2 separate regions of the Mus musculus genome follow, and region 1 is linked to region 2. The links are chromatin contacts, found by Hi-C or POLR2A ChIA-PET in ENCODE. All regions are on one chromosome and are shown on one strand. The core of a region is the stretch at or near the end of the contact, and the rest is flanking DNA. Distances in the headings are between cores, read along the strand shown. Region 1 overlaps Irx3os (a long non-coding RNA gene). Region 2 holds the start of Irx3os (a long non-coding RNA gene).

Region 1 (3,314 bases), core at 479-2,978, 51 kb before region 2:
ATTCTCTTAGCCGGCAAGGCTCTGTGATCCACCATTCAAGTATGTGATTGGATTTCGGCTCAACAAAACCTTAAATTACACACCTATTGTGCCCGAGTTAAGCCCGGCTTCACAGTGGTAGAGGAGGCCTCCGCAGCTCCCCTGGCTGCGTTCGATCCATGGTGGGTTCTCATCGCCTGCTGATGAATGAGTAATGGGATTAGAGCTTCGTCTCGGGCCACACTGTAATCTTCAGGTTGGGAACAAAGGCTGCGGTGATGGATAGGAGCTGCGCGGTCCAGACAGGCCTGCTCCTGCAGTGTGCCATTGACGTAAGGGACAGGTTCAAAGGCCTCTGAGAGGATGGTGCCAAGCCTTGGGAAGAGGCCTGGTCATGTTAGCTAATGGTCTACCAATCTAACAGAACACATCGCTCACACAGAAGGCCATAACTCAGCAGGTGGCCCTTGAGGTGACAGAGGGGATGCCACTTGTGTTGTTGTTTTTTCTACCCAGTATCTACTCCCCACTTCTGACAACTGGACCCATCCTGTTCCAGGCAAACTCCACCCCGTTCTTACTTTGAAAGGAGACACAGAGAGACTGGCTTGGCCTCCAGCTTGGGGAGCAGTCATGTGACAAGACAAGCTGTTTAGAGCTCCTGGCATTTACTACTGCTGGGGCTTACTTTCAGGACACCACACCACATCAGTATGAGCTACAAGGAGAGCAAGGTCAAGCAGATAGTGAGATGAGAGGCAGGAGGATGCCCATGTTGTCTGCCAGAAGCAAGGTTCACCCTTGGCTTAGTGATTCAGCTTTAATCACTAAAACCCAGCGCACTCCCTTCTTGGCACAAGAAGGCTTGGGACAGGTTTTCTGTCTATTGAGTTCCGTAACATTTTGAAAATGAAGACTCAAAGCTCACAAAGGTTCTGCCACGAGCCCAGAACAAGACAGACCAGGCTTTTCATTCCAAGTCCACTGCCTTTTCTGTCCTTTGTCCCTTCCTGCCCACCAGCTGTGAACCTGTACCACGGGAACTCCAAAACTGACCCAACTTGGACAGCTCAGCCGCCCAAGAGAGCCAAGGTGTGCTTTCAGACTAGGAAGGCCCAGATAGGTTTTCTCTTCCTGACAGAAGCTCCATCTATCCAGCTGTAGAAGAGGTTTAGAACAGCAGGTGGAAGCGTTGGGAGATGGACGGATCTTGGTTAAATTCCCTCTTGAGCAGTCATCATCTTCTAGCTGTGTGGCTTGGAGCTAGTACCTTAACCTTTCTGAGCAGAAATAGAAGCAGCTCCCTGGGGCAGTGATGAGGACTAATCAGAAAGTTCATCAGGGTCAGCTGCAAATAATCCCACTTATTGAGAAGCAAAGGATCTTGGGTATATTTTTCTCAAGCAACAGCGTGTCAGGTCTAGGCTTTCCAGGTTTATCTCAGTGGCCCGACATAGCTGTGCACTTCTGCTTGCTGTTGTAGGGTGGTTCTGCAATTGCAGTAACTGCTGCTTAAAGCAGTTGTATTCCCAGACCTATCCTGGTAAAATAAAAGGGGGGGAGGGAGCAGGGAGTATATCTCTCATTACATCTCATTGGCCAGAACTAGATCAAGTGGTCATTCCTAGCCAAAAAGGTGTCTGGGAAGGCCAACCAAAAGTATTTTGGGCTCTGTACCTCTAGTATCAGAACTCCAGCGGTTGCCATGGGCAGAAGCCAACATGCCTGAAATACTCAGAGCTGGAAGCTGCATTGTCCTTACTAGATGGCATGTTCTGCCAGCTGTCCAGAACGTTCCTCGTCTCAGGATAAAACATCACCAGAGGCCTCATACTTCTAGCCTGGCATCTCCCCTGCCCCTGCACAGAAAGTGCAGTTGTCCCCCCTACCCCCCAGCCCCTACTCCCGAAGGCTCACAGGCAGTGGCTGCCCCTTCGATTAAAAAGAGCAACTGTCATGGTGATATGTGCAGAGAGGAGAGAATAAGCAGGAGAGACTCTGAGATCGAAGGTCAAGGGTAACAGGTGAGCAGCATGGGGTGCAGCTGGAGGCTCTGCAGGTCAGCCATCGTGGGGTTGCTTCCCTCACCAGTTAGCCTGAAGTCTCCATGCTAAGGGTGGCCCTCCCACTCTCCCCTCTGCTTCTATGCACAAAGGAAAGAATCCTCAGATCTTTCCAGACCCACAAAGAAACGAAAGACCCGGCCCCAAGGGAACCATCATTCTCCTGGAAGGCACACAGCAGTAGCCTGTCTCCAAATCCATCCTTGCTGCCCCAGTCCTCAGTGACTGACACCTCCATTCACTGATTCCATCAATCACCCATTCAACACTCAGTTATCAATGTGTACAGTGTCAGCTTAACACTGGGTACTGGGGCTTCAGGCCAGCAGTTCCTTACCCCAGGATCCTGAAAAGCTCCTCTAAACAATACTTATTGGATCTACAACCATGCTTCCCAAGGACAGGACCTAGAACATTCCACAGCCCAGCTGCTACACACACACACACACACACACACACACACACACACACACACACACACACACACAGCGACTCCCTGAGGATTGCTTCTGTGTATCTCGGGCACTCTACTTCACTCTGGCTAGATTGGCGACAATCAAAGATAAGTCATGACAAATGTTAGAGAGGACACAGAGAAATGGCTCCCTCGCACACTGCCAGGGAGAGTGCAAAATGGCACAGCTGCTCTGTAACCGTCCAGAAGTCACTCTAACTTTCAATAGGGTGGACACAGGTCCCAGCAATTCCTCTTCTGGAGACAAGCCAAAAGAGAGCTGAAACTATGTCCCAGGAAAATGGACACACAAACACTAACAGCAACAATGTTCATAAGCCAAAAAAGTGGAAACAATCCAGCTGTCTAGCTCTTGGTGCCTGAAGACACAGGTGTGTTTCCTCCACAAGATCTTAGTCACCCATGGAGACCAAGGAAACTCTGGTGCATGCTGTAGACAGGCCAGCTAAAAATGTCATCCATGCAGAAAAAGCCAGTCACCAAAGTAGAATGGGCCTACTTGCTTGTCCAGAAAGGTTCAGCTAGAGAGCCAGAGTAGAATGGGGGTCAGTGACAGAGGGACTGAGAGACTGCAGGGAACGGGCTACTGATAGACATGGGGTTTCATTCTGGGGTTGAAACCAGTTGAAAATTCTTTGGGGGGGGGTTGATGGGATTAGGCAGTGATGATGGCTGTGCTATATTGTAGATTCGCTCAATGCCACTTACTCTTCAAAGGGATATGTTTGTAGGACATGAGACAGCTCAGTGGAGAAAGGTATTGTCACCAAACCTGGCCTGAGTTATATCTCCAGGAA
Region 2 (2,883 bases), core at 293-2,792:
ACAAATGACTGAGGAAAACGAGCGTTTCATTAACCTGTAACCCCAGCTGGGGGGGGGGGGAGCGTACGCAGCAGCCTCTGCAAGAAGCTGAAGGATAGCCAGCCCGCACCGCCTCTGGGGGACTCTGAGCCTTGGGAGGAAAGGAGTGAACTCTGTCCGAGCTGGGAGACACAGCTGCAGAAGCTCCCAACGACGGGGGGCACGGGCACATCGGGGAGCTGGACCAGGGGAGGGAAGAGATGGGGGCTGGTGGTTCGGAGTGTCCGACCCCGAAGCTGGTGGGCCTCTGGCTACACATAGGGCACCCCTTGTAGTTGTCCTCCAGCGCGCACAGCTTCGTGCGCCACGTGTCCTCGGCGTACACCTTTTCTGTATGCTCCTGGCGCCCTGATCCCAGACCACAGAGCGTCCGCGGCGAGCGCTTTGTGCACTGTGCCTGTTGGGAGAAAGAGGGGGTGAGGGAGAAGCTCCTGCTGGTCTCCTGCTGTTGCGCTCAGGTCTTTCCCCAATCAACTCCCGATGCACCTGCTTCTCCTCACTCTCTGTGCGAATCTGTCTGTCTGACCTAATCTCCTGGATTAAAAATCCCATGAAAAGCTTCAGCTCTCCGCGGACTCGCGAGTTTAGTCTAAGAGCTGAGTTCCACTGGCCTGGTCTTGTTGAGGAATCAGAGCCATGCAGTGACTCCAGTCGCTTGGGATACTGGGTCCCGGCGTGGGTTGCTGATTTCAGGGCCAGACCAAAGCTCTTCCCAGTTGGTCACGGGGTAACTGGTAGCTGTTTCTACTCCAGGCCTGGGATGCCTGGAGGAATCTAATTAAGCGAGGTTCTTAGGTTCATGCCTGGGTCTAGAGGTTCACCCTCTGGGCCAGGGGCGGCCCCGTGGCCGGCGTGAGTCCTTCCTGAGAACAGCCTGGCTCTTCCGGTGTTCTTTCTCTCAGCCCATCATCGCAATCGGACACAACCAGGTCGATAGCTGGTTAATGCAGTAAGGAAGGAAGGAGCATCTCAGAGGCTCTTGTGTGGTGTTGTTGTGTGGTGTTGCGTTTTGTTTTTCTTTCCCTTCTGAAAAACAAAACAAAACAAACAAACAAACAAAAAGGAATGAAATACTCGTGGTTTTGCCCAGACATGTACAGCGAAACCCCTTCGCCCACCTTGCAATCTGGCTCTGTCGCCCATTGGTCTGGTCCAGTTCTGTGTAGGTAGGTCGTCCCGGCTGTCTTAAAAGACTCACCATCCTATACACAGGAAAGATCCTGGAAAATAATGTCACCTCTATTCTACAACCCTAAGACCTTTGCTTGAGCAGGTGAGCCCTGGCTTCCTGTGACAGGTTTAACCAGAAACGGAATCAGGCTGCGGGGAAGCCATTCGAAGGCCTGAGCTGATCCTACTATGCCTCCTCTGTCCAGGCTCACCTTAAAGCCAACCTCCAGCACCAGGCAAGGAGACCAGGAGACCACAGAGAAGCTGCACAGATTCAATTTAGGAAGACCCCACATGCTGACATCGAACCCTAGACTTGGTAGCTCCCCAAACTTCTGTTTGTGTTTCTCCCACTAATTTTCTGAGTTAGTACCTCCTGGAGCCTAAGGTCAGTGGAATGCAGCCAGAGGTGGGACATGGGGGTCAAAACTGGAGGCCAGGGCCAGGGAGAAAGAAATCCATTCCCTAACTGTATTCACACTAGAGCCCGGCCAGCCCGGGACCCTTAGATTCCTCCAAGCTGGCGAGTTCCGGTTTGATTCTTAGTTCAGTCGGAGGCCCTTGGGGTGGTTTTTCTGCCTCTAAGCTAGGGCTCTTCACTCTACTGAAGAATCGCAGCCGGGGAGTTGTTCAGTCCGCAGGCCCACAGCAGGCCTGGCCCGCGCGTGGGTCGCCGCTACAGCCTTATCTGGGAGCTCCAGCTATCCCGGGAATTTCAGTATGACTTTCCACTGCACACACTAATCCGTGACGGTGGGCACTTGGACACTCACATTTCAAGTTAGATTTAGGAAATATCCTACCATAAAACCAAAGTCTTGCTCCCCGCCCCCACAATGCACACTCTCTACGGCTCTGGGGGAATTCTCGCCAAAAGAAAAACGCTGGGTCTGGGGACCAGAGAGCGGAAAGGGGAGGGGGATAGTGAAATGAATGGTCGCAATTAAAAAAAAAAAAATCACACCAACATAGAAACTTCTCGGAAGAGCTTTCGGAAAGTTCCCAGAGCCTAGGCTCTAAGTTTCTCTGCTCCTCCCCCACTCCATAGCCAGGAGCTCCACCAACTCCTTGCTTGTTCCACCAGACCACCTAGGCGCCAAACTCACTATTTCTTGTGAGGATTCTCAACAAGGTACCCTGGAGGTGTAAATGTAGCAAACTGCGGGGTTCCCCCGCCCTCCCCCCACCCAGCACAGAATAGGTCTTTTAAAGCTCGGAGAGGCAGCACTCCCAACTCCCAGGCAGCACGTTCACTCTTTTAGCTGCAGGCTTAGGCTTTGGAGAACGACCTAGGGACCAGAGCTGAAAAGTGCAAAGGGAGCCACGGGGGGGGGGGGGGGAGGGCGGGAAGCCCCGGAAGCCTGCCTTGGTCCAGGGTCCTGTCCCAACCCGGAACTACAGCTTCGAAGGGGGCTGAGAATTGAGGAGTTGGAAGACCTGAGGGGCTAGGTGACCCTGTACTAAGCCGCCACTCGTGGTCTCGGCTCTCCCCTCCGAGTGCGGGCAGGAGGGGGCGGGAAGAGACTGAGTCCAGTCCCGCCCCGCCCCGCCCGGCGCTCTGTACTCGCGGGGGAGGGCCGCCTCGCCCAGAAGGCTCCCGGGTGATTGGCGACTCCAGGAGGAGACGCAGGGAAAAGTCGAATAAGAGGGCGCGACGTCAGACTCGAGATTTGG

Evidence for each region. A loop is a pair of places that touch in the nucleus more often than their neighbours do. ChIA-PET counts read pairs that join two places held with the same protein, here RNA polymerase II (POLR2A).
Region 1: a loop to region 2 is called in a map of heart, with 2.0 times the contacts of the local background. The contact joins the enhancer-like site here to the promoter of Irx3os in region 2. A Hi-C loop is called at or near these places in 4 of 37 maps with a recorded cell type or tissue (all heart). POLR2A ChIA-PET finds 5 or more read pairs at or near these places in 1 of 5 experiments (embryonic stem cell).

Annotation. Positions count from the first base shown.
Region 1 is chr8:91,852,970-91,856,283 of GRCm38, reverse strand. All of the region lies in intron 3 of Irx3os (a long non-coding RNA gene), which reads right to left. Among named protein-coding and RNA genes, the nearest start is that of Gm39223, 39 kb to the right of the region's middle. Within about 2 kb of position 1,728, at least 1 of the 3 ENCODE cell types and tissues checked has a DNase peak (open chromatin) inside an H3K27ac peak, as active enhancers do; it is heart, where a contact is called at or near this core.
Region 2 is chr8:91,801,995-91,804,877 of GRCm38, reverse strand. Irx3os (a long non-coding RNA gene) reads right to left here and starts at 1,542. Exons shown (of 4, transcript XR_003947581.1): 1 at 1,158-1,542; 2 at 35-1,065.